2 separate regions of the Mus musculus genome follow, and region 1 is linked to region 2. A link is a loop called in an ENCODE intact Hi-C map of the cell type or tissue named here. Cell type or tissue: left cerebral cortex. All regions are shown on one strand. Each heading gives the region's core, and the rest is flanking DNA. Links, peaks and the distances in the headings are about the cores only. Region 1 holds the start of Mecr (mitochondrial trans-2-enoyl-CoA reductase). Region 2 has its middle 20 kb from the start of Laptm5.

Region 1 (12,308 bases), core at 5,449-7,948, 950 kb before region 2:
TGTTCACCAGCCAGGCTTCCTGCCAAGTGCTTTACAGGCAGGCCAGCTTCCACCCTATTTCAATAGCTTGCAGACTATTGTTCTGCTTTTATAGCTGACGAACAAAAGCACAGAAGAGGTAAATAACTCGCCCAGGCTGCTAACAGTGGTAGGTGGTTGATCTGATCTGAACCTGGCCTTCAGATGGTAAAAGAAGCCACCTGGTAAGCCTCCAACCCAAGCTGTGAAATGAGCCCTGACCTGACCTGGCCTTGCTGCACTGGCTGAGGGGAGAGAGGAGGGTGCTGGCACTGCCAGGGTCTCCCCAGTGGACCTCCTTGGGAGGCCATACGTGGTACTTCCTGAGAGTCTAGTCTGTATCCCAAAGCAAAGTCCAGCCTGGAGCAAGCAGGTTTGCAGACTAGCTGCCTCTGAGTTATCCCCATGGCTTCTCCTGCATCCTGACAGATAACCAGACTTGTCTTGTAAGCTGACAAAGCCCAGGAGCTCAAGCTGCTTAGATACAGCTTTTCTTTTTTCCTGCACTTTTTTCTACACACTCCTCCCTTAGCAAGGATTTCACTGCCACAGTTTCTCCGTGAAATGAAAAATTCAATCTAGCCTTCAAGACCCAGCTCAAAATGTACTTCTGCAGCTCTTCCTGGAGCTGTCCACTGGAAATGGTCACTTTCTTACTTCTGCTAGGCAGCAGGGGTGACTATACCACTTAAGATCATTGCATGGGTTATGAAGTCCTTCCATAGGTGTTTTTTTGTTTTGTTTTTCCAGACAGTGTTTTTCTATGTGTAGTCCTGTTGGCCCTGGAACTTGCCCTGTAGACTAGGCTGGCCTCAAACTCACAGAGATCCACCTGCTTCTGGCTCCTAAATTTTGGGATTAAAGGTGTGCGTAACCACCGCCTGGCTCCATGTATGTTTCTTAATTGATCAAGGCATAGGTTCAAGATCTCTTTTCTGGAGTTCTTGGGATCTGATGTCCTCCAGAGTTATCTATATTCCGGAGGGCTGGGCAGCCCTGTGGTCGGGTACTCCTGCATCAAGAGGCATGAATATTCACACCAGAAGAACAGACAGTGACAATCTGCTTTCCTTCCAAACCCTCAGTTTTCAGAGCTTCTTGGGAACTATGGAAAGAGTTTGGGGATCCTTCAGACTCGGAAGCCAGAATCCTTTTTAGTTATCATCTGGTATGTGTGTGTGTGTACGCGGGCACGCTGGGGCGGGATGGGAGGTGCTTAGTTTCTCCTTGGTGATTATCAAGTATCGAGGTCCAAACTCATCTCCAGTGAGAGATGTGGCCTAAGAGTGATGACTCCCAGACTTAGTTTGGGCTCCTGGCTGAGCAAACAGAGAAGAAGGATGGAGGGACTGACAGTGGGCAGAAAGGTGCTGTATTTGAAGTCTGATGGAGGTGACTTGGGGGATGGGCAGCAGACTATGCTCTGGCTAGACATAAAGAGCTGCCAGCCCACTGTGTATTAAACCTTACCTCTGGCCACCAGGCTGGACAACAAAAGGACAGCTAGCTGAGTCTTCCCAAGCTTGTCAATCTGCATCTACAGGTTCCTTATCTCCCCAGTGCTCATGCTTCGGGCATCACATCATGCTAATTTTAAAAAGGAAGAAAGCTGAGGTTCAGAGAAACTAAGTTAGCTGGCTTAAACAAAAGCAGCAAGACTTGCTCTTAAACTAGACTTGGGGATTCTCCTAGGAGACATCAGCTTTCCTTAGGATTCAGTACATCTGAGGAGCACTCCCTGCCAGTTCCCTTCCTAAGGGTCAGCAAACACACCATGAAGGCTTTGAGAAGTCCTGCAGTAGAGGCACCCAGGAGGCTTGGTCCAGCTCCCCTGACTGGAACACGATTTTCACAGACCTACTCTCAAGAGTAGATAGGACATTGAACTGAAAACTATCCCTGGTCTCATCTGGCTCCTGGAAGGCCTGTCAGAGATTTACAGAAGAGGGCAGAAAGTAGGTAGAGACAGGCAGGGCAGAAATTAGAGTCTGGGAAGTGGAAGCCGAGTACACCAGTGGGTGGTGGTGGGAGGCAGGCCCAATACTTGCTTTCCTCCTGGGGTGAGCTGTGTTGGTCCAGCTGTATCTCATCAGGAAAGACCAGCCCCAGCCTGCCCTCATGGAATGCCATCAATACCACAGACACTGTGCCTGCAGACAGTTCTAACAGCGTCGTCAAGGATACCGCTGCTGAGACAAGAAGGAATACAGGAATACAGGGAAGGGTCTGAATTCCAGGAGCTGGCCCTCCCTTTGGTGCCACGATAGCAATCCTCACTCCACTTGTTTTTTTGTTTGTTTGTTTTTTTTAATTCACCGAAGGGAACGATGGCTGTGTTGCAGAACTCAACTGAGGCCCCCAAACACAACCTGGCTGTGTTGCAAGTCACCTCTCAGCACTGTTCGGGTCTTTCCCCTGTGAGTCTGATGACGGCGCCAGGCAATGTCGAGGGCTGCCACTGTCTCAGCTGACAGATCCCAGGCTGGATAAGGTCACAATGGCTCCTTTGAGGCTCAGGCTGTACACCTGTGATGCCATATCAAGTACAAGAGAAACAAAAGCAGGCAGAAGAAAGAGCCTTTTGAGAGGGGAAAGAAAGATCCCAGTCCCCGGGGGACTGCTCAGTTCTATCTGCTGGGTAAGGTAGACACTGGCCAGCTCTGCTGAGCGCTCTTTCCTGCCTCCCATGTTTAATCAGCAGCCATTTGTTCTTTCATCTTTCACTCCATCATTGCAAATAATTTTAGTCAGACCCGACTGAGAGAGCACATAACCGAACAGACCTCCCCATCTGCTCAGCACATGAGGCAGGAATGTGTGCCCTCATATAGCACTGGGCAAAGGTGACTGACAGCTCCTGTGGTGTTGCTCAGGTCTGTATGTAGTCCTCATGATTAGCAGGTTGCCTTCTGTGATTTAATGAAGTGCTTAGGATGCTGAGACTTTACTAATTAACAAGCAGAACACAAGTTGCAAATGGGAGGAAGATGGTTCCTCAGTTCCTGACCACAGCAGGGTGTGTAAGTGGCCTAAGCTGGTGGAGAGCTAACCGAGTCTTGGACTCTTAGGGACCAGAGCTCTTTGTCACTCACCAGCCTTGCTGGGCCTCTTCTGGCTTTCCTGGTGATCCTGCCCATCTTCTTGGGACTCATATTTTGGTCCGTCGAACAAGGACATACAGGAATACAGGGATGGGTCTGAATTCCTGCGGCCCCTTGGCCCCCCTTCTTTTTTGAGGGTCTTAGTATGTTGTCCAGCCTAATCTTTAACTCCTGGGCTCAAACAAGTCTCCTGCTTCAGCATCCCAAGAAACTGGAGAGAACTTAGTTCAATGCTTGCTACTTGGTAGGTATACAATAAATGAGAGTTATTTCCATACTATCACTAAAGAGAGCAGCATTCTGAGGGAACACATTGTAGGATGGGGGAGGGGCAGGAGGGTCTAGGGAGGAGGAAAGAAAAGGACATCTGGATTTCCAGACCTCTGTGGTACAGAATCTAGAAGTCTGCACAGAGAACAGTGGCTCTGGCCACCTCTGAAATGTCCAGAATCCTGTAAGACTCTGCAGCCTGATTTCATACTTTCCCCCCACCTCCCAGAGCACTGGCCCACAGTACACAACACACCTGTCTGGGAACTACTGTTTGGATTTTGGATAGTTTCATGATCTTCTGGTCACCAGGCCCAGTGATGCCCAGACATTAAGATGGGAAAGGAACATTTGATTCTTTGGTGGCTGTGGGCACTGTAAACCTTACACAGGACTACAAAGGGAATCTCGATCGGTCACTGGCCTCAGCCCACATGCAAAGTTGTCTGAATCTGAGTCAGAAGGGAAGGTCAGGCCAGACCAGGGACAATCCCTACTGCCTGGCCATCTATCTGTAGGCATTGCTCCTCAACAATGGCTAGGCATCAGTCACCGGGAGGCCTGAAAAGCGTAAATAAATGGCCACCCTAGGCCGAGATAGACCCACTGAGCACTTTAGAGGCAGAGCCCAGAAGTAGTTTCCAAATGTAGCACAGGTGACAGACTGAGCTGTGAATCCAGGCTGAAGAGAATGCTCTGAACTTGGGGAAATAACTAGAAGTCTACATAGAAGACAAAAGCTGCTGGCTTTTTTCCTGGAGGCATCTGTAGACAGACTGGGCTGTTCCCAGCTTCCCTGGCACTCTAACAGGAAACCAATCAGGAGGCCACTGCACACAGCTGTTTAACCACCCAAGCCTTCCTTATCACCTTGGGAGAATGCAATAAAAGGTGACCTTCTTAACGAAATGAGCTTTGGGTTCGGCTAACATGACAGGAGCAGGTGCTTTGCAGCAGGCTGGCGAGGGACACAAATGATGAGCCTTTGGGAGCACCACCTCACTGCTCTCAGTTTGAGTTCATTTCTGAAAATGGAGGCCTGCTCATAAGGACTTTATCACCTCACTGCAGCAAAATCTCCAGGGAAGTGTCTATCCTGACATGATTGATTCCCTATGAGCAAAATACAACTTATGGCTGATGGGTCAGCTCAGCAGTCGGAGGTACTGATGCCCAGACCTGATACCTGAGCTCCATCACCTGTTCGCTAAAGACGGCAGGAGAGAACTGACTCCTGAGAGCTAGCGCGCTCTCTCTCTCTCTCTCTCTCTCTCTCTCTCTCTCCCTCCCTCCCTCCCTCCCTCCCTCTCTTAAAATCAAATATGAGATGTTTGATCTTAGACAAATTAGTCAACCTCTGAACCTCTATGTCTATAATATCCTCTTATAAAATTCTGTTGGATCTTAATTCATAATTTCCGCATGTGAGCTACCAACTAATTACACATATCTTACCAGTCAAAAGAGCTGTTAAGGTTGTCTGGAGTAGGGCTAAGGTGAAAGCACCAATCTGGGAATTAGGGAATCTAGAGTCAGCTCTTTGCCCTAACTTGGCTTAGCTGAGGGTTTGGCAAGGTCACTTCGTTCTCTGGGCCACATCACAAATATACCATACAGGGATAAGAATGAACAAATGTCACTCCACCAAAAAGCCCCGGAAGTTTCCCCTGTGGTGCCTTTATAACTCCTTGATTCACAGCAGACAGAATTACTGTAATGGTTCATGTACCGGCTAGGTGCTTTGACAGTCAGAGAGGAGCTTCGGATAAACTCAGGGGCATGGGCCCTCTGGCCACACCCACTCTAGAACAATGTAAAAGAATATCAACAATAATTCAAATTCCTTGAGAACCTGGGGGGGGGGGGAAGAGAGGCCACAAATTCCAGATCAGCCTGGGCAACACAGGAACACCTTGTCTGAGGGGAGAGAAAGGAAGGGGAGCAGGAACAGTGGGGAACACACCTGCAATCTCAGCACTTGGAAGTTAAGAGCCCAGCCTCTGTTTAAAAAGGGGGATGGGGTGGGTAGGTTTGGAGTTGCAAGCCTTTAATCCCAGCATTTAGGAGGCAGAGGCAGGCCATCCAGGGCTACAAAGACCCAATCTCAAACAAACAAACATACATACATATAACCAAAGGAGCTCCCTCCCCCATTAGAAGCAGGCAACTTCAGCCCCAGTGCTGGGGGCTGGGGGTGGCAGAGGTAGAAGGATCACTAGAAACTCCAGGTCAGCCAAGGCTACTCAACATGTTCTAGGCTAGCTGGGACCATACAGGGAGACCTTAAGAAGGGAAGAAATAATAATAATAAGATGCATGTTGGTAAGCCCAACTTGTCCACTTTTTGTTTGTTTTTGAGGCAGGGTCTCAATATGTAGTTCAGGCTAGCATTACATTCACAATCTTCCTCCCTTAGCAAGTGCTGGGACTACAGGCACACACCATGCGCATCCCCTAAACTGTATTTGAAGATTTTTTTTTAAATTTTTATGTATTTTTACTGTGAGTGTGTATTTTGAGACAAAGGCTCATTATGCAACCCATGTTGGTCTCAAACTCATAACCCTTTTACCTCAGCATCCTGGGATTATGAAACAACTCCTTTTTGCTTGTTTGTTTTGAGACAGGGTCTCTCTCTATAGTCCTGGCTATCCTGGAACTGACTATGTAGACTAGACTGGCCTTGAACTCACAGAGATCTGCGGGCCTCTGCCTCACTAGTGCTGGGATTAACGGCACATGCCATCAAGCTGGGTTTAAACAACTCGTCATAATTAGGCCAAGATGCACACATGGCTTGGTGGAAGGGAACTCGCATGAGAAACAGGTGAATTCCGGCACCTATTCCAATCACTAATTAGCCGTATCATTTTAGACAAGCCCCTCGGCCTCTGTGAAAGGCAAACAATAATCTCCTATTTAAAAACAGGTGTAGAATCTAGGTAGGCTGTCAGACCGTATGTTCAAATTTCTATTCTCACTGGCTGGGTGACTTGGGGCAAATGTTAATTTTAACTTTCTTATGCCTCGCTTTTCTCATCTGAAAAAAAAATGCAATAAATACCCCCAGACTGTTGCTGTGACAAATAGTCGGAAGCATCCACTGAGACAAAGGAGTGACTGCCACAATCTTCAAACCAATATGGGTCAGTAAACTCTGGCACCGGTGCCTCGCGGGTCCTTGGCCGCCGGAAAGCACCGGTGTCGGGTCAGCAAGCACGCCCTGGGGTCTCGGCATCTGTAGGACAGCAGAACCCTCTTCCTCGGACCCTGTCCTCTCCTGGCAGTCCGCCGCCCGCCTCAAAACCCTCCAGGAACCCCAGCTCCCTCCCCGGTGGCGGCGCCGACTCTTACTGGACGACCTTGGCTGGATCCCCATGGTTGCCATAGACCAGCGCCCGCACCCGTGACGGCTCAGAGAGAGCGGAGTAGGAGGATGTGGTCCGGCCGTGGCGGTACCAAGCCTCGAGGAGACCCGCAAGCTGAGGTGCCCGGGCTCGCGCCCCTGTCACTCGCTGGCTGACCAACATGCTGCTTCCAGCACTGGCAGAATCCGGCGCTCTGGACTACGTCATTCGTCCGCGACAGCAAGCCTGAGCCCCGCCCCGCTCGTGACCGCGCCCCCTTCTTTAAAAGAGGCCGCTCGCTCTCTGCCCAGGTATTGGTGTAGGGTTTCTCCCGGACTGGTGTGAGGATTGAGGGTGGGCTACGTAAGGTATTCAGAGACCTGGAGAAGTTGCACAGCTAGCCAAAGCAGCCTACCCATGAAGAGAGTTCAGAACTGGCTTAAAGCTGTGACTGCTGCTTGTCGCGTGGTGTTTCCGGGAAGTCATTTACATTCTGGCCTCAGTATCCCCTTTGCACTCTTTATTGAGATACCACTGTGCCAGACTTTTTAAAGTATCATTTCATCTTCAGTTCCCCCAGAACAACACAAAGACTTTATCAGCCCAGCATCACCACCATCATCAGTTTTTCGAGACAGGTTTCTTTGTGTGTTCCAGGCTGTCCCTCTGTAGACCAGGCTGGCCTCAAATTCAGAGATCCGCTTGCTTCTGCTTCCCAAGTGCTGTGATTAGAGGCATGCTCTACCAAGACTTGGGGACTTCTTTACCCAGAGTTAACATACCAGGAATACCAGGCTCAAATCCTAGCAGCTCTTTCCTAGCTTGGGCAAGTGAGCGCAACTTGGAGCCTATTTCTCATTGATGCCATGAAAATGATATACCTCATTTCAGACGGTTGTGAGGAATGGATAAAACATTAGAAGAAGCCGGGTGGTGGTGGCGCACGCCTTTAATCCCAGCACTTGGGAGGCAGAGGCAGGCGGATTTCTGAGTTCGAGGCCAGCCTGGTCTACAAAGTGAGTTCCAGGACAGTCAGGGCTACACAGAGAAAATCTGTCTTGGGAAGAAAAATAAAAACAAAACATTAGAACAATGTTAAGGAAAAATAAAAACAAAACATTAGAACAATGTTAAGGTTGACAGGATAATACATTGTAAAACCATCAAGCTGTTCAGCTATGAGAGGGGTCCCATGAAGGAAGATGTCGTTTAAAATGCTCACAGCATACAAAGAGATTGGGTGGGAAATGAAAATTCTTTGTAAAAGGTATTAACCTGGAAAGACGCAGGTTCTTAGTTTTGGTGGAAAAGAAACATCAGCATAAATAACCCGTCCGTGGAACATTTGTGTACATGCAAGTGTGCACTGTTGCAGGCTGAAGAAAGGGAGCAAGGAAGTGCTGCAGGAGGCAGTCCTTCCATTCCCAAACTGCGTGCATGGAAATCAGATGAGGTTCCATTTTAGGACTCCTGATTTAGAAACATGGAGAGAGGTACACGATCCAAAGGTATACATTCTTAGACGTTCCCCAGAGTCCGGTGATGTGGTAGCCCAGGAAATAAGTATCAGAGAGCGTTTGAAAGACAAAGATGATTGACCCAAAGCTTGCCGTGGGAAACAAATTTTTCTCTGAGGAGGAGAGCCCACCAAAGCATAGAGATTAAGGTTTTGGGAACTGGACTCAGGCAAATCTAGATTTGCATCCTGGTTCTGCCATTTCCTGGATGTTTGGTTTTGAATTCGTCACTTGGCTTCTCTGTGCCTCTGTTTCCCTCATGGTTAAAATGAAGGGAACTGAGCTAGGGAGGTAGCTCAGTGGTAGAGCACACTCAGTGGTAGCACGTGTGAGGTCCTGGGTTTGATCTCTAACAAGGCAAAGACAAAAAAAGCTCAACAATAATCAAGAGACTAATAGTCCCAAGGTTGTCTTGAAGACCGAGGGAGCGAGTACCACTTGAACCACTTAGCACACTGTTTGACATATGGAACGTTCTAAAACGATTCCAGGAATATGGTGTGAGGATGAAATGAGAGCTATCACTTTGTAAAACACTGGGGTTTGACTCAATAACTGCATTTATTAGAGAAATCTGATACCTACCAGTAGGGGAAAAGTCTGTTCTCACAATAGGTGTGCACTCACGTGAACACCTATTTCCACAGTGACAGGGAGGCATACTTGTGCCAGAAAGTTCACAAGGTCCCTCTGCTGCATCCTCTAGGTGACACTGGGATGTTCCTCTTTATCCCCTCACCCCCACCGCCCACTGGCTCCTCCTCCTCCCCAGGCAGCCAACTAGGAAAGTCTGGAGAATCAGGCTGGAAAGTTTTCCTCCTTAAGGCTGGATTTCATCTCCCTCCACACCCTTTCACCTTTCCCTTTGGTCTAGGCCATCTGGCAGTCACACAGTTTGAGAACAACCGGTGAAGGGGTTTAAGCCTATTGGCCTTAGCTTTGCATTCAAGACCATATGCACTTTGATGCCTACCCTCTTTCTGGCTTTATCTTTTGCACTGTACATAGCCAGCGACCCAACTACACCCAACTCCGCCCTCACCAGCTCTTCCTTGTCTTACGCTTTTATTCAGGTTTCGATCGACTGAAATGAATTTTCCTGTCTAACCTTCCAGGGGAATTCCAGGTTCACATATTGTTCTATTGAGCAAACCCCAATGCCTTTGTAATTTCTCTGGGCTAATGTTATGGCCTTTAGGATACTATCTTGTAGTTATTTATATGTCCACTTCCCCCTCCAGGCAAAATTTCATCTCCGGGATGCCAGCACTCAATATGGGGCCTAACACAGGATAGGCATCATAAATATTCCATGAGTTGCAGGTAATTGAATTTCTTCCTGACCTGGCACTGACTGTGGTACCCTATCCTTCTCCCTAGATTTGGGGCAGCCACTCCAAGCCAGGGCTTTTCTCTATCTTGCAAGGATTGTTGAAGTTTGTGGCCCTTTTTAAAGCAAAGGGGAACAATGTTCTCTTCCTCTGTTTACCTGTTGCTAACACTGGCACACCACATTCACCGTAGTCTCTGAGGCTGTCCTCTGACCAAGGAGCAAGAGAACGTGGAACCGATCAGATTTGAGTTCAAATCCTGACACCTTTATGGACTGACTGAGTGACCTTGCGCAAATACATCATGCTCTCTGATTCTCAGTGTCCATACCTCAAAACTTGAGATTAATAAAAAGAGCAAACAACAACAACAAAAACCAAACAAAAACCAAAACCCCAAAACTTCAGTTCTCCCCCCCTCCAACGCACAGCCGGCTCCGGGTTGCCAGATCTCTCTCTGTTTCAGCATGTCTTTCTGTCTTGCCCATCACTTTTCCTTCCTCTACCTCTGTCTCATGGTGACTCTCAGTTTAATGCTCGGGTCCTCGAGAGCTGTGTCTTTGCTTCCTTGAGCAGCAGTTTGAGGACCCAAGGAGACCAGGGATGCTCAGTTCTTCCTTTTCTAGCCTCAGGGTAGCTTCTCAGTGTGAGCCAACTGAGGGAAGAGACAAGAAATAGGGAGGCCTTACAGACGCCAAGACCTGTACTTAAATGAGTTCCTTCAACATCTCTGCCCATTAGTTGTTGGGGGGAATGAAAGTAATAAACCAAAACTCAAGACTCTCCAGCGGCTGATCATTTTCTTAGTGTTTATTGACTCAAAATGTCTTCCGTATTCGGCTTTCTGTGTGGTCTGCAGGCCCTGGCAACTTTTCCAGTTGCACCTGCCGTTCCTCTTCACCCTTCCATTCGGGCTCCCTCTTAGACCAAGGCTCGCGCTTCGGGCTGGCTGCAGCGTTCCTTCCCATTGGTCTGGCTGGCTGCAGCGTTCCTTCCCATTGGTCTGGCTGGCTGCAGCATTCCTTCCCATTGGTGTGCTTGAGGCTGGCTCCTCACACGTCAGGTCTAAGATCACGTGGCATGGGGTCACATCCTTGGCAAAGGCGTCTGTCTTGGACTGTCTTTTCTGAAGCGTGACCCGACCCCCCCCCCCCATCTTTTAGTGTTCCTTGTTGCAAGAGCTTCATTTCCTTGAGGGCGCATGCCTCAGACTGAAGTTCCATATGTATTTATTTATCTGCGGCATGAAGTCTTCGTGAGAGCAAGGGCCCTCTCTGTAAGTACTCATCTATCAGTTACCCGCTCATTCATTACTCATCGAGTATGCGGGATACCAGGCCCCGGGGGAAAAAGCTTCCCTAGGGGGACACACATTCTAAACATGGGGGATATATACCAAGTCCATCACATAGCAGGCAGTCTGTTTAGAAGTGCAGCGATCCACTTTCCCTACTGTAGGTTCCAACCCCCCCCCCCACCCTCTCCTGCATCTTCCTCCTGAATGTAAGCTTCATGAGGGTGGGGATTTTAAAAAATATTTAAATTATATTTAAAATATAATTTTATATTTTATAAATATACACGGCCAGAAGTGCTGGTCTGATGCGCAGTTACAGGTGGTTGGACAAGGGTGCTGGGGATCCATCCTGAGCCCTTTGCAAGAGCCGCGTGCACGCACCTAACCACTGAGCCGTCTCTCTAGCTCCCGGAGATCAAGCCTTTGTTTTTTAATCTCCTCGGTAGTCTACAGTCATCACTGAACCAACAAGCCCATATCTATTCAGTATTTGAGAAGCAAATGGGTTTCCAGATGTGAGTCGGTTTTTGTTCGTTTGTTTACACATTTCGAACCAGACAACCTTGATTCAGATCTTGGTGTCGCCTCATACTGACACATAATCTTGAAAAAGTCACGCTCTATGATCTCAACTTTCTCAACTGTGTAATGGCATTAGAATGGTGTGTGTCCCCTAGGGCAATAGTGAAGATGAACAGAGTCCCAGAGAGAGGCACACATGGCACCTGGTCTTAAGTAGCCACTGACAACTATGCTGGTGGTTGTGCAAAAACTTGGACGGGGCAGAGTTCCAAATCTACTTACTCCGAGTAGCCGGAGGCTACTGTAGAGGCACGAGCGTCAGTAAGAGAGAAGTGAATTTCATATTACTGAAAGTAAACGGCAACATTCCAAAGGCCCAACAACGTTTCAGGTAGATGAAGAGTGCTCTGTCATTGGAGGGAGCTGGGAGTTTATGTTCAGAGTAGTCAAGGTAGGAAAAACTTAAGCAACTGAGGGAACAGAGGAGCCAAGGGTTCCTGGGTTACAGTCTCAGCCGTGGGCAACGGATGCGTTGAGAGTGCCGACCTGAACACCGGCACCGGCCGATGGATCTTGTCGACGGGGTGCGAGAGTGGGGGATGGGCACGCCAAGGCCGGCGGGCCCAGGGAACCGGGCCGCAGCGCGCGACACCACCAGCAGGGGACGCCTCGAGACCGCGGAACTCGCGCCCGGGGGCCTGACGTCAGCGCCCCGCTCGTTCGGGCTCCCGCTCTGGACTCGGCGCCAGTCCCGCTCCGCGCGGCACTGCTCCACTACGGCTCCCGCTCGCCTTGGGCTCCCGGTCGGGCTCCGGAGGCGTCGCCTCCCCAGCTGCGGGTCTCCAGGACCTAGGCGGCGGCCATGGCCCGGGCTCAGGCTCTGGTCCTGGCGCTCACCTTCCAGT
Region 2 (12,308 bases), core at 5,581-8,080:
AGGAAGTGACAGTGGACAAGGGGACAGGAGAGAGACTTAATGTTCCAAGGGATAAGGAAGAGCACTCTGGGAGATAGGAGCGAGAGTACTCCAGGATAGGAGCGAGAGTGCTCCAGGGGATGTGGAAGGGAAAGTGCTCCAGGGAGTGAGGAGGGAGGGTGCTCTAGGGAATCAGGGAGGAAATGTGATCCAGGAGATGAGGGAGAGTGCTCCAGGAGAGTCAGGTGAGTGCTCCAGATGAGGGAGAGTGCTCCAGGAAACAGGGAGGAGAGTTGCTCCTGAGCTCAAAAGAAAGAAGAAAGGAAGCCAGTTCCTGAATGAATGAGTAGAGGCTGCTAAGAAGGTTCAAGGACTAACCTGGGTAATAAGAAACCGGAATGTGGCACGGACCCCAGGGCTTTGAACACGCAGAACAGAAATGAGCCTTCTGGTAACAGAGCCCACCCAAATTAAGGAAGTAGGAACCAGACTGCCATCCTCTGTGCAAATAGAGTCACACACACACAGACACATGCATGCACACACAGACACACAGACACACATGCACACACAGACACAGACACACATGCACACACAAACACAAACACACAGACACACACACATACAGACATACAGACACAATCCATACACATAGATGGAAGAGTCTGGAAAGAGCTGAGGTCTCACCTGCAGAGGGAGGGGGCCTGGAGAATCTCATCAGGTTGGAAGGAGCCAGAGAAGAAATTCCAGTCCAGACTCTAGATGAGCCTCATGGCTGCTAATGGGTTACAGCTACTTCCAAAGTGTCCCTTCCCCACATGGGGCACATCCTTCGGTATCCCAAATCCTGTGGCAGGAAGCACTTAGTGTCCCCAGTTCCTGTGAGGAGACTGAGGCACAGAGGTTAAGACACTTTGTTCCCCAGCAGCTAAGAGGCAAGTGCAGGCGCTGAGCCCCAGCTACCTGTCATGGAAGCTGCCCACAAGGGCTTCCTTTTCTTTTCTGTGCCCCTGAGGTGTCCAGGGAGGAAAGTCTGTGGACTCATGAGGGCCCATGACTTATGACCTGGCCTTTAGCTGGTCACCTTTCCTACCAGACAACAGAGCAGCCCCTCACTCTTCCTCAGTATCTGGGCACCAGGAAAGAGCCCCCCTCTCATGGCCTCACACAGCTAAGGTTCATGGGAAACAGAACCCATGCTGTGGGGCCCAGGTAAAGGCCAACAGAGCCACCTCAGAAACACAAGGCCACTTCATCCTCTCTCCAGCCAGCTCCATCCTCCCTAGACCCAGGTATCCAGGGGACTTGGGGTTTCAAGCATCTGATTAACATAAATTAACAGCTACAGCAGGAGACAGGAATTCACTCTCTTGTTTTTGAAAGCCTTGTAGAAACTGCTAAGGGGAAGCCTTGTTCCAAGCCTGAGTGTGCCTGGTGTTTGTGTACCCAGACCCTGCCCATCTCAGGCTCTGAGAGATGAACCCTGGAGCCCAGCTCCAAAGATAACATCAGCCAAGAGCACAGTGTGGATAGGGGGGTTCATCCCCACACCCCTCACAGGGGCCCCCCTCATTCCCAACCTCCCACAGGGACCCTTCTCCATCTCCACACCCCTCAAAGGTCCTCCTCAATTCCCACACCCCTCACAGGACCCTCTCCACCCCCATGCTCCTCACAGGGACTCCCTCACACTGAGAGCTTCTATCTGGGCCCGAGTAGGGGTACACCCACAGGCTCTACCAGTGTCCCCAGCTAGAAGAGCATTGGTCCCCAGCACCCTTCTCCCTGGTAAGCACCACAGGTTCCTCAGGAACAAAGCTGCCTGTTCTGGTTTTCCAACGCTAGGCCTACTAGTGTAAGACCCAGGCTGGTACTGACTGTGTGGGCTAGGGGACCAGCTTTAGATTTGTCTGCCACAGCCTGTCCCCTCTCGATTCTGCTGATTGCCACTCCCTTCAGGTGAATTTAAAGTCTGGGCTAGTGAGCCATGGCGGTGCACATCTGTAACTCCAGATTCAGAGGGTGGAAGCAGGAGGGTCAGAGGGTGGAAGCAGGAGGGTCAGAGGGTGGAAGCAGGAGGGTCAGAGGGTGGAAGCAGGAGGGTCAGAGGGTGGAAGCAGGAGGGTCAGAGGGTGGAAGCAGGAGGGTCAGAGGGTGGAAGCAGGAGAGTCAGAAGTTCAAGGTCATCTTCAGCTATAGGTGAGTTTGAGGCCAGCCAGGGCTACACATAACCACAAAACCCTGGCGTCTCACAAACACACACACACACACACACACAAAGGTCCAATCCCAGCCCCACCACTCACCAGCTGTGCCTCAGACCCAAACCCCGAGAAACAGGGCCATGGTTGAAACAGCCCTGTGACAGAGTATGTTGGCCTTCCAAGCCCAGCACAGATGCCCATCCTAGATCAAGTTCTCCCCCTGCTGGCCATATACAGAACCTCACCCAGGCACCTGATAAATCCTAGGGAAAGGCAAGGTGGTCATGGTGATGGTGGTGGTTATGGTTATGGTGATGGTGACAGTGGTGCTGGTGGTGCTGGTGGTTCTGGTGATGATGGTGGTGATGGTGGTGATGATGGTGATGGTGGTGATGATGATGATAGTAATGATGGTGATGATGGTAGTGGTGATGATGGTGATGATAGTGGTGATGATGGTGATGATGTTGGTGATGATGATGGTGATAGTAATGATGGTGATGATGGTAGTGGTGGTGATGGTGATGATAGTGGTGATGATGGTGGTGGTGGTGCTGATGATGGTGGTGGTGCTGATGGTGATGTTAGCAGGGAAGAATAGGTGTTAATTCTAAAACAGTAACAAAGATCAATATGCTCTTGAGAAAACACACACCCTCGTTAATCACTGAGAAATGTGAACAAAACCAGAATACGACGCTACTTCCCATCCATTAGGATGGCTACTGTGTTGTGATCTTTTTTAAAGAAGCAGAAAAGGGAGAAGAAGCAAAAGGAGACAGGAGCAGTCGGTGACGTGCATGTTGCTGGCAGGAACATGAGCTGGCCCAGCTGCTGGTGAGCCTCAGAAACACTAACACAGAACAACCCAGCAGAGCCCTTTCCCAGGACACACCCAGGGGAAGCAGAAACAAGAGCTCAACTGGTTTTGTTCAAGCCTGGGGTTTACAGAAGCATTATTCACAATAGTTCCAGGAATGGGAGTCACCCAGTCTCCATTGAGCGACAGACAAACTAACAGGATGGGTACAGACATGCTCATGGAGTGGTTATTTAGTCATAAAATCAAGAAAGCAAGAACGGAGAGGTGGCTCGGTCGGTAAGGTGCTTGGATCCCTGGCATCCACATAGAAAAGCCCAAAATAGAGGCTCCTATAATCCTGGCTCTGAAGAGTGGGACCAAGAAGATCCCAGGGGCTCCTTGGCCAGCTCTCCTAACCAATCAGTGAGCTCTGGCCAGCTCTCCTAGCCAATCAGTGAGCTCCGGGTGCAGCGAGCATCTCTATCTCAGAATCTAAGACAAGGACAGAGGCTCTGAGCCGTCTTCCCCTGGCAGCTGTGCTCTACCCTCATCAAAGATACTCTTGGGAGCAAGTAGAGACCGGAACAGAAAACCAAGTGGCCAAATGATAGAGAACAACACAATGTCTGTACCTACGACTCAGAGGACATCTCAGAAGATGGCGGAAAGACTGGAAGAGTCAGAGGGCCGGGAAGTCTGCTGTGAGATTGTGTCTCCTAGAAATAGCAGGGCAGTTACACCCAAGGTATCTCACCAACATGGCTGCCTAAGCAAGACGGGAACAAAGACAACACCAGCAAGCACGCTGACATGGAAGGGAAATCTCACAGGGCCCCTCCCCCAGACGAAGAATGATGAACAGTTGCTGAGATGGGGAAATCACTCCTCCCCAAGGACGAGCCCACAATAGCCATACAATCCCAGGTGCTCATCCCTGAAATCATGTATGTATATAACAATAATCATCAAAGGGGGAAAAGCCATGAATCTGAGAGAGTGGGGCGGGGCCATAGGAGAGGTTGAAGCAAGGGAATGTAGGAGGAGTTGGAGGGAGGAAAGAGAAGAGAGAAATGATGTAATGATATTTTAGCTAGGGCTGGAGAGATGGCTCAGTGGTTAAGAGCACTGACTCCTCTTCCAGAGGTCCTAAATTCAATTCCCAGCAACTATGTGGTGGCTCACAGTAATGGGATCCGATGCCCTCCCTCATCTGGTGTGTCTGAAGACAGCGACAGTGTACTCACATAAAATATATAAATAAGCACTTGCGAGGCAGAGGCAGGTGGATTTCTGAGTTCGAGGCCAGCCTGGTCTACAGAGTGAGTTCCAGGACAGCCAGGGCTACACAGAGAAACCCTGTCTCGAAAAAAAAAAACATAAATAAATAAATAAATATTAATAATAATATTTAACTAAACATTTTAAATGTTTATTAAGAAAAAGTTAAAATGCACGAGCACTGCAAAGTCATAAAACATAAGAAGATGGAGAACTACAGACAAAGGTGTCAAACATCTCCTCTCCTCTCGCTTCTGCATGCACACACACACACACACACACACACACACACACACACGTAAACATATAGGAGGTTCTGGCATCCTCTTACAACACAGATAAGCCTTGAGGTTTAAGCAAACTAAATGCACTACGTGACTCCAGTCATGAAGTCCCCAGAGTGGACACTCACAGAGACAGAGCAGAAGCAATGGCTGCCAGGAAGTGGGTAGGCGTGTGAGGTGTTCTGGGGATGCAGACTGGTGACAGTCTCCCAACGAGGAGAGCGTGCTGGATGCTGCTCAACTATGCGTGAACGACAGATAAATGGATATTCTCAGGTTATACATCTTGTTACTAACATTTTTTAACTAAAAATCAGTAAAACAGTTCTGGGGACCTGGGGGGCTTGGGACTGGAAGCCTGGGGACCTAGAGACCTGGGGACCTGGGGACCTGGGGACCTGGTAGGCTGGGGACCTGGGGACCTGGAGACCTGGGGGCCTGAGGACCTGGGACCCTGGTAATCTAGAGCCTGTTATTTAGGACCTGGGGGTCTAGGGCCCTGACTCAGTTGAACGAGTGCCACCTAGTGTCACATTTTTTTGTCAGCCTGACACAGACCTACACACCAGGGGAAAGGGAACCGTCAACTGAGAAATTGCCTGCAGGCAAGTCTGGGAGGCATTTTCCTGATTGTTGATAGATGTAGGAGAACCTAGCCCACTGTGGGCGGCACCACACCTAGGCGGTGCGTAAGGAAAGTGGCAGAGTGATGCATGAAGAGCAAGCCAGTGAGCTGCACTCCTCCATGGTCTGTGCTTCAGTTCCTGCCTCCAGGGTCCTCCCTTGAGCTCCTGCCTTGGCTTCCCTGACTGATGGACGGTGACTTGTAAACCAAATAAACCCTTTCTTGCCCATGCTGCTTTGGGTAGAGGCTTCACCACAGGAACAGAGAGCCATTAGGACACACAGCACACCAAGCTCAGTGTCCAATCCCCAACACAATGTAGTGGTATCCACAGGGCATGGTGTCCACAGCACACAGGAGAAGAAAGCAAGAGGTTAACCTACGCTACATATTGAGTTTAAGGGCAGCCTGGACTACATGAGACCCTGACTCAAAGGGGGTGGGGGAAGTATTGAACTCAGGCTAGTAACAGTCTTCTAAGAAAACAAAGGATCTTTCGAGTAGAACTGTTATATACTTTCCCTTGGAACCAGAGACCCTAGGAGTCCTTCATTTGTTTGTTTGGTTGGTTGGTTTTGTTTTCCCAGACAGGGTTTTTCAGAAAGCAACCCTGGCTGTCTTGGAGTCCTGGACTAGCTTTGTAAACCAGGCTGGCCTCAAACTCACAGAGATCTGCCTGCCTCTGCCTCCTGAGGGCTGAGATTAAATGCATGAGCCACCACACCTGGCTTTGGACGTCTGTAGAAGGGCAGTGTCTCTAGACACTTTCCCTGTTGCTATGATAAAAAATACTCTGACAAATGTAAACTGAGGGACAAAGGTGTTATTTAGCTCGAAGTTCCAGCTTACAACCCATGGAGGCAAGACACCACATTGCATCCTCAGTCAAGAAGCATCGCACCACAGAGACAGAACGGATGCCAGAGCTTAGCTTGCTGTCTCCATCTTGTACAGTTCAGGGTCCCCTGCCCTTCCAGTGGTCCCATCATAATTAAGATGTGTCTTACCTCATTAATTAACATAATCAAGATAGCTCTCCACACGGAGAGACCCAGAAGTCCATCTCTCAGACAATTCCAGATTCTGTCAAGTTGACAATATCAGAACAGATTGAAGCTGAGCAGATCACACCCATCAGTGTGGGCTCTCACGCAGGGATGACCATGCTGAGTTCCGAGGAACAAAGGTTTCCACCAAACAAGAAAGGAAGTCCCAACCAGGGCCTTGGCTTGGAAGGCGCAGGAGCGATAGCAGGCTTTCAGGAGCTTACTTCTACCTACCTTCCCCCAAGCAAGGAAAGAAAACAGGATTTGTCCAGGCGAGAGGATTTGGCCACCGGGGCCAGGCAATACCAAGGAACGGCCACCAGAGGGCAGCAGGTCTCTGCTTTTAAACTGTGGTAGAGAAGATTAAAAAGGTGTGCCCGAGAGTACTCTTCCTGGCAATGTGGGTTGTCAAACTAGGCAAGCGCTTAGAACCGGAGCCCTTGTTCCAGAAGTGGGGCCCCGGGAATAGATGGCTCCCAGACACAGCTGAAACGAGACACAGCATGCATGCCTACATCTGTCCTTTCCTCTACCCTGCAGGGAGCTCAGCCCAGATGGAAGCCCATGTGAAGGAAGGCAAAGAGAGACTGAGAAGGTGACAACGGCACCCACATGTACCCAATGCCGCTGTGGTATGGGGAAACTGAGGCATGCGTTGGCGATAAAGCACCCAAGGTCGTCTGCATCCCTCCTGAGCATGTCAAGCTTCAATGTGGGTGCCCCGAAGCCTCTGCCCCCTCCGGGGCATATTTAGAAACCGTGACATAGCTGTGGTCATGGCTCACAGACCTGCTGAAGGCCATTGATTAAGGACAGGGTCCTTATCAGGCAAAGTCAGCCCATAGTGGGTCCATGGAGAATGGACACTCTAGAGCGTCCTTGCGGCCCTTCCTGGAGGCAGCTGAGATATGGCTTAGGCCCTTTTTGGATTAGGAGCCGTGTGACTTTGGGTGTTTGGAGGTGCACAATAATAAGTCACAAGGTTCCTCCATTTCTACATCTAAAACATGGCCACAGAACACAGACCCACCTTGAAGGAGGCTGAAAAGGTACCGAAGACCCCGGCTTTCCCATCCAGGACTAAGAACACACACAGGGCTTACTCAACTGGTCTTAGGGAAGGAGACACCCTGACCTGGCTCTCTCCTCCCGCCTGGAAAGGAAAACGGGATGGAGACTCTGAACAGAGGTGAAGCTAAGAGTCACTGACTGCCAGCCCTTTAATGGAGAGCAAAGCCTTGGGGATTCCAGCAGCTGGCTGACTGGGCACACGGGAGCTGACCCACACACACCCCAACATTTCACGTCTCCCCTCCTCGCACCTGCACAGATGGACATTCCACCATTGTGGACCCCTTCCTTTATATGTGGATTGAAGAAACTCTCCAGGTAATGGGCCATCTCTCTGAGAAGCTCCTAAAGCCATCATAAATGGCTAAGTGTCTTGGAGGGTGACATCACCTGAGCTGTGGTCAGCTCTGGTCCCTGGGAGCGGGTAGGGGAAGAATGATGAGCATGTGTGCACACACACATATACACACTCACACATACATATATACACACACACATGAATGCATACACATACACACACATACACATATACACACACACATATATACACACACACATGAATGCATACACATACACACATATACACACATACACACATGCACACACATACATATATACAAACACACATATATACACATACACATGAATGCATACACATACACACATACACACATATACACACATACACACACATGCACACACATACACGCACAAGTGCACACACATATACACATACACACACATACATACCCCACCCCACAACACACACACACACACACACACACACACGAGACTAGCAGAAGGGCTCAGAAAGAGAAGCCTCCTCCAAAAGGGGTCCCAAGGCTTGCTGGGGGCAGGGTAGGGGATGAGCTGACAAGGCTCATGGAGAACCCAGCAGGAGTTGGGGGAAGAAGCCTTCTGTAATAGTAGCAACATCCATGAAGCAATAATGTCCCAGGAGCCCAGGCTCCATCTGTCTCTCAGATGGTCCATGAGTCCATGGACAGATAACCCCAGTGGTTGCTTCCTGGCCTCCAAGAGGCCTTTTGTCTGATGAGCACCAGAGATCACTTCCTGTCCCACTTGGGCCAGATCAAATTGTAGAGACTGTCCCAAACAAAGAGCCTCACAGGCCAGAGAAGCCTGGTGGTTGGGGATATGCCCACTGACACAGCCTCCTGCTGGGGTAGCCCTGGGGGCCCACACAGCCTGGCAGAGATCAGAGACAGCAGGGACAGAGGCCATGACCCTACTAGAGGCCAGAGGAGCCAAGATAAGGGGCAACAGGAAGGGGTGTAGGAGGGGGTGTACACAGATCAAAGGCCTCCAAAGGCCACTCTGCAGAAGCCAGAAGGCATTTGAAAATAAAGAGTACTCACAGTTCCCCAGCAGCTTCCGGTCAGCTGTTGACAGGCTCAGCTCCAGTTTGCTCTAGGCACGCACACGTGCACACACACGCACGAACGAATGCATGCATGCATGACCCCACCCATGCCACTCCACAACCCATGGCTGCCACTTCCCTTGCTCCCTGAACCTTTGCTCTAGAGACGTCCCTAAAGCCTGACCCCTGACTCTGGTGCCCAGAGGGCTTCTGTCTCCGTTTGGAGGCTTCAGGCCCTGTCTCTGATGCTCTCGTCAGAGTCATCCTGTCCAGCTGTTCCAGGGTGCATAGCCAAGCCCTGACCTGGGATGAGTGGCTTCCTGGCAGCAGGTGGCACTGGGAACAACTGTCCTGATGACTGCGCAGTTACCCTGGGTCTTGCTCCAGCTTCCTGGCCCTCTTTGGCAACCTGCTGTGCCTCCGTCCTCTCCCCCCCCCCCCCAACCCCTGGCCTTTGACTCTCTGCCAGGGAAGGTTTCTGTCTCAGGCTTTACCTGCCCTCTTGCCACCCCACAGGCAAAGCCCCTGTCACCTGTCACCTGCAGCTTCCCAAGAAGATCTCTCTGCCATTCTTGCTGCCCCACCCTGGATTTCTAACCTATCTTATCACGCCTCTCTTGACCCCTCCAGTCTCTCTCCTTAACCCTTGTCCCCTGGAATCCAATCCCCTGGACCTATCTCCTTCCGTGTAAAAGCCAGTGAGCAGCCCATGAGGCTGTATAAGTGTCCTCCCCCTCCTCCTCTGCCTCCCCACTCTCCCCGGCACTCTGTCCAACTCCCCAGAACATTCTTTTTTTTTTTTTTAAAGATTTATTTATTTATTATATGTAAGTACACTGTAGCTGTCTTCAGATGAGGGCATCAGATCTTGTTACAGATGGTTGTGAGCCACCATGTGGTTGCTGGGATTTGAACTCCGGACCTTTGGAAGAGCAGTCGGGTGCTCTTACCCACTGAGCCATCTCACCAGCCCTCCCCAGAACATTCTAAACTCATGCCCACCACAGGGCCTTTGCATCTGCAGTCCTGCCTTTCTCAATGGTATGTATGATTTCCTCTCACATATCGGGTATTGGCTTAAAAGTCCCTCTTTCTCATAACCTCTCTGTAAACCATTAGAGAGAGAGAGAGAGAGAGAGAGAGAGAGAGAGAGAGAGAGAGAGGGAGGAAGGAAGGAAGGAAGGAAAAGGAAGGAAGGAAGGAAGGAAGGAAGGAAGGAAGGAAGGAAGGAAGGAAGGAAGGAAAAGGAAGGAAGGAAGGAAGGAAAAGGAAGGAAGGAAGGAAGGAAGGAAGGAAGGAAGGAAGGAAGGAAGGAAGGAAGGAAGGAAGGAAGAAAATGTTCCACATACATAGCACACCCTCCCTTCTTCCAGCTTAATTTTTCTCCACAACCTTCAGCACTGGCTGGCCCTGATACTGGTACCTCCTACCTCTCTGACCAATACTAGCTCATTGAGCAGGCCCCAAAAACAGAGCCAACAAAACAAAACAAAACAAAACAACAATAACAACAAAACAGTGAAGAATGGATCTGGGCAGAGTCCTGACTCAGAGCAGTGAGGCCTGGCAGGTGGGATGGGATGGGAAGGGAGAGGGGTCAGAGCTCACCTGCAAGTGAGGCCCCGGGGACACTCCCTGAGTTTAGGGCCGGGAAGTTCAGCACAGGGTTGGCAGTGTAGCGCGCCCATTCCTTCCTTCCCTTCGTTGTTGTTTTATAAGACAGAGTCTCGGGTATCTTTAGGAACCTGCTATGTTGCCAAGAACGACCTTGAATCCCCCTGCCTCCACCTCCCAAGTGCTGGGTTTCTAGGCACGCACAACCAACCGCCCTGGCTCTGGCAGTGCCAGGGACCCACTCTGGATTTCATGCACGCTGCCTTTGTGAGCCGCCTACCAACGGAGCTACCCTCCAGCTCCTCATTCAAACTTAATCCTGGAGGGACCAGGAGCCACTGAGAGACAAAGAGCAAGATGAAGGTGTGTTCCTCCTGACTGTAGTGTCCCTCTGCCCCTGCCCTAATACCGGAGTGGCCGTGGGTACGCCCGGTGTGCCCTGGAGCTCCGGGAAAGGCTGCTGAGCCACCGCCTGTCTCTGTGTGACCCTCTCCAAGTTTGGGTTCTACAGCCCTCCCAGGAAGGAAGAGCCCAGAGGGAACACTGAGGCCTCCACAGAGAAACAACTTACCTAGTCAAGACACACTATGTATCATTTGTAATTCTTGTTGATAGCTAGCAATTTGCATGGACTGACGAGAGTTTGGTAAGTTTTGGTTTTTGCTTTTTTGTTTTGTTTTGTTTTTTAAGGGGAGAATTTGGTGGGGTTTGTTTTGTTTTTTGCTTTTTTGGTTTGGTTTTTGTTTTGCTTTGCTTTGCTTTTTAAGGGGAGAGTTTGGGTTTCAGTCACCAGGATGTTAAAGGGTCAGCCTCAGGTACCTCTAGATCCAGCTGCAAACACCGGCTCAGCCTGGAGCAGTTGGCCCTCTGGGGAAGTCTCAAAGACTAACCCTGTGCCTACTGGGATGGGGCTGGAGAAAGGGACAGATGTGACCCCAAAGGAAAGTCAGAGTATTCACCCCAAAATAAGGGAACAGCAGCCACACCAGCACACAGCCCCCAAATCCTGGAGGAAGATTGTGTAAATAAGCATCCCCTAGAGGGTAGCGGGGCAGCCGGGGGCAGGCGGAGCGAGGAGGTGACCAGGCAACCATAATGGGCCCCTTGACAGGAGCTAATCAATCTCCTGGCTCCGTACCTCACACTCCCCCATCAGCGATTTGCTGAGGGAAACATCTGTCACTTTTCCAAGATGAATAACACACCAACACCATTATTAATGTGTTTTTAAGTGGTGTTTAGAATCCACTTCATTTTAAATAAAGCGACATGGCTCTCTCCTGACTGCTTAGTGCCCCAGAGGCCTGGTACAACATGGCTGCTGTGTCAGCAGTGTGACTCCCGGGTACTGTTCCCACATGTATGCACAGAGCCAAGGTCACAGGTGCCTGCCAAATGGTGGGAGAATGTGATGGAGCGAGCAAACCCAGCACCAGAGATCGAGGAGGGAATCTTAGTTAGGGTTTTACTGCTGTGAACAGACACCTCGGCCAAGGCAGCTCTTATAAGGACAACATTTAATTGGGGCTGGCTTACAGGTTCAGAGGTCCAGTCCATTATCATCAAGGCAGGAACATGGCAGCATCTAGGCAGGCATGGTGCAGGAGGAGCTGAGAGTTCTACATCTTCATCTGAAGGCTGCTAGCAGAATACTGGCTTCCAGGCAGCTAGGATGAGGGTTTTAAAGCCTACACCCACAATGACACACCTACTCCAACAAGGCCATACCTCCTAATAGTGTCACTCCCTGGGCCACACATATCCAAACCATCAGAGAGGGAGGCTGCAATCACACACATCAGTGATGGAAGCTTCTGCATGAGTGTGCTAGAAAGCCACATTGTGGGGGCTGAGTACCTGAGGTTTGCAGCCTTTGTCCCCTCTCCTCCTATAAGTAGACACACAACTGAATATATGCCCCAAAGACTGGCTATATACCCCAAAGACTGGATATATACCCCAAAGACTGGATATATACCCTAAAGACTAGATATATACCCCAAAGACTGGATATATACCCC

What was found. Hi-C counts contacts between places; a loop is a spot of excess contacts. Peaks named below come from ENCODE experiments on the same cell type or tissue, not always from the same donor. Only the 100,000 strongest peaks of a DNase experiment are listed, where the experiment ranks them.
Region 1: a loop joins it to region 2, with 3 times the contacts of the local background. A loop is called at or near these places in 2 of 42 quality-filtered maps.

Annotation. Positions count from the first base shown.
Region 1 is chr4:131,838,114-131,850,421 of GRCm38, reverse strand. Mecr (mitochondrial trans-2-enoyl-CoA reductase) reads right to left here and starts at 6,951. Exons shown (of 10, transcript NM_025297.2): 1 at 6,744-6,951. The coding sequence starts at 6,919. It overlaps Ptpru (protein tyrosine phosphatase, receptor type, U), which reads left to right and starts at 12,144. Exons shown (of 31, transcript NM_001083119.2): 1 at 12,144-12,308. The coding sequence starts at 12,266. In left cerebral cortex, for the core only: no CTCF peak of the experiment used is centred there; a DNase peak (open chromatin) is centred at 6,965; H3K4me3 peaks cover 1,318 bases; H3K27ac peaks cover 673 bases.
Region 2 is chr4:130,886,663-130,898,970 of GRCm38, reverse strand. No RefSeq gene overlaps it. Among named protein-coding and RNA genes, the nearest start is that of Laptm5, 20 kb to the left of the region's middle. In left cerebral cortex, for the core only: a CTCF peak has its summit at 6,524 (motif pointing right); a DNase peak (open chromatin) is centred at 6,543.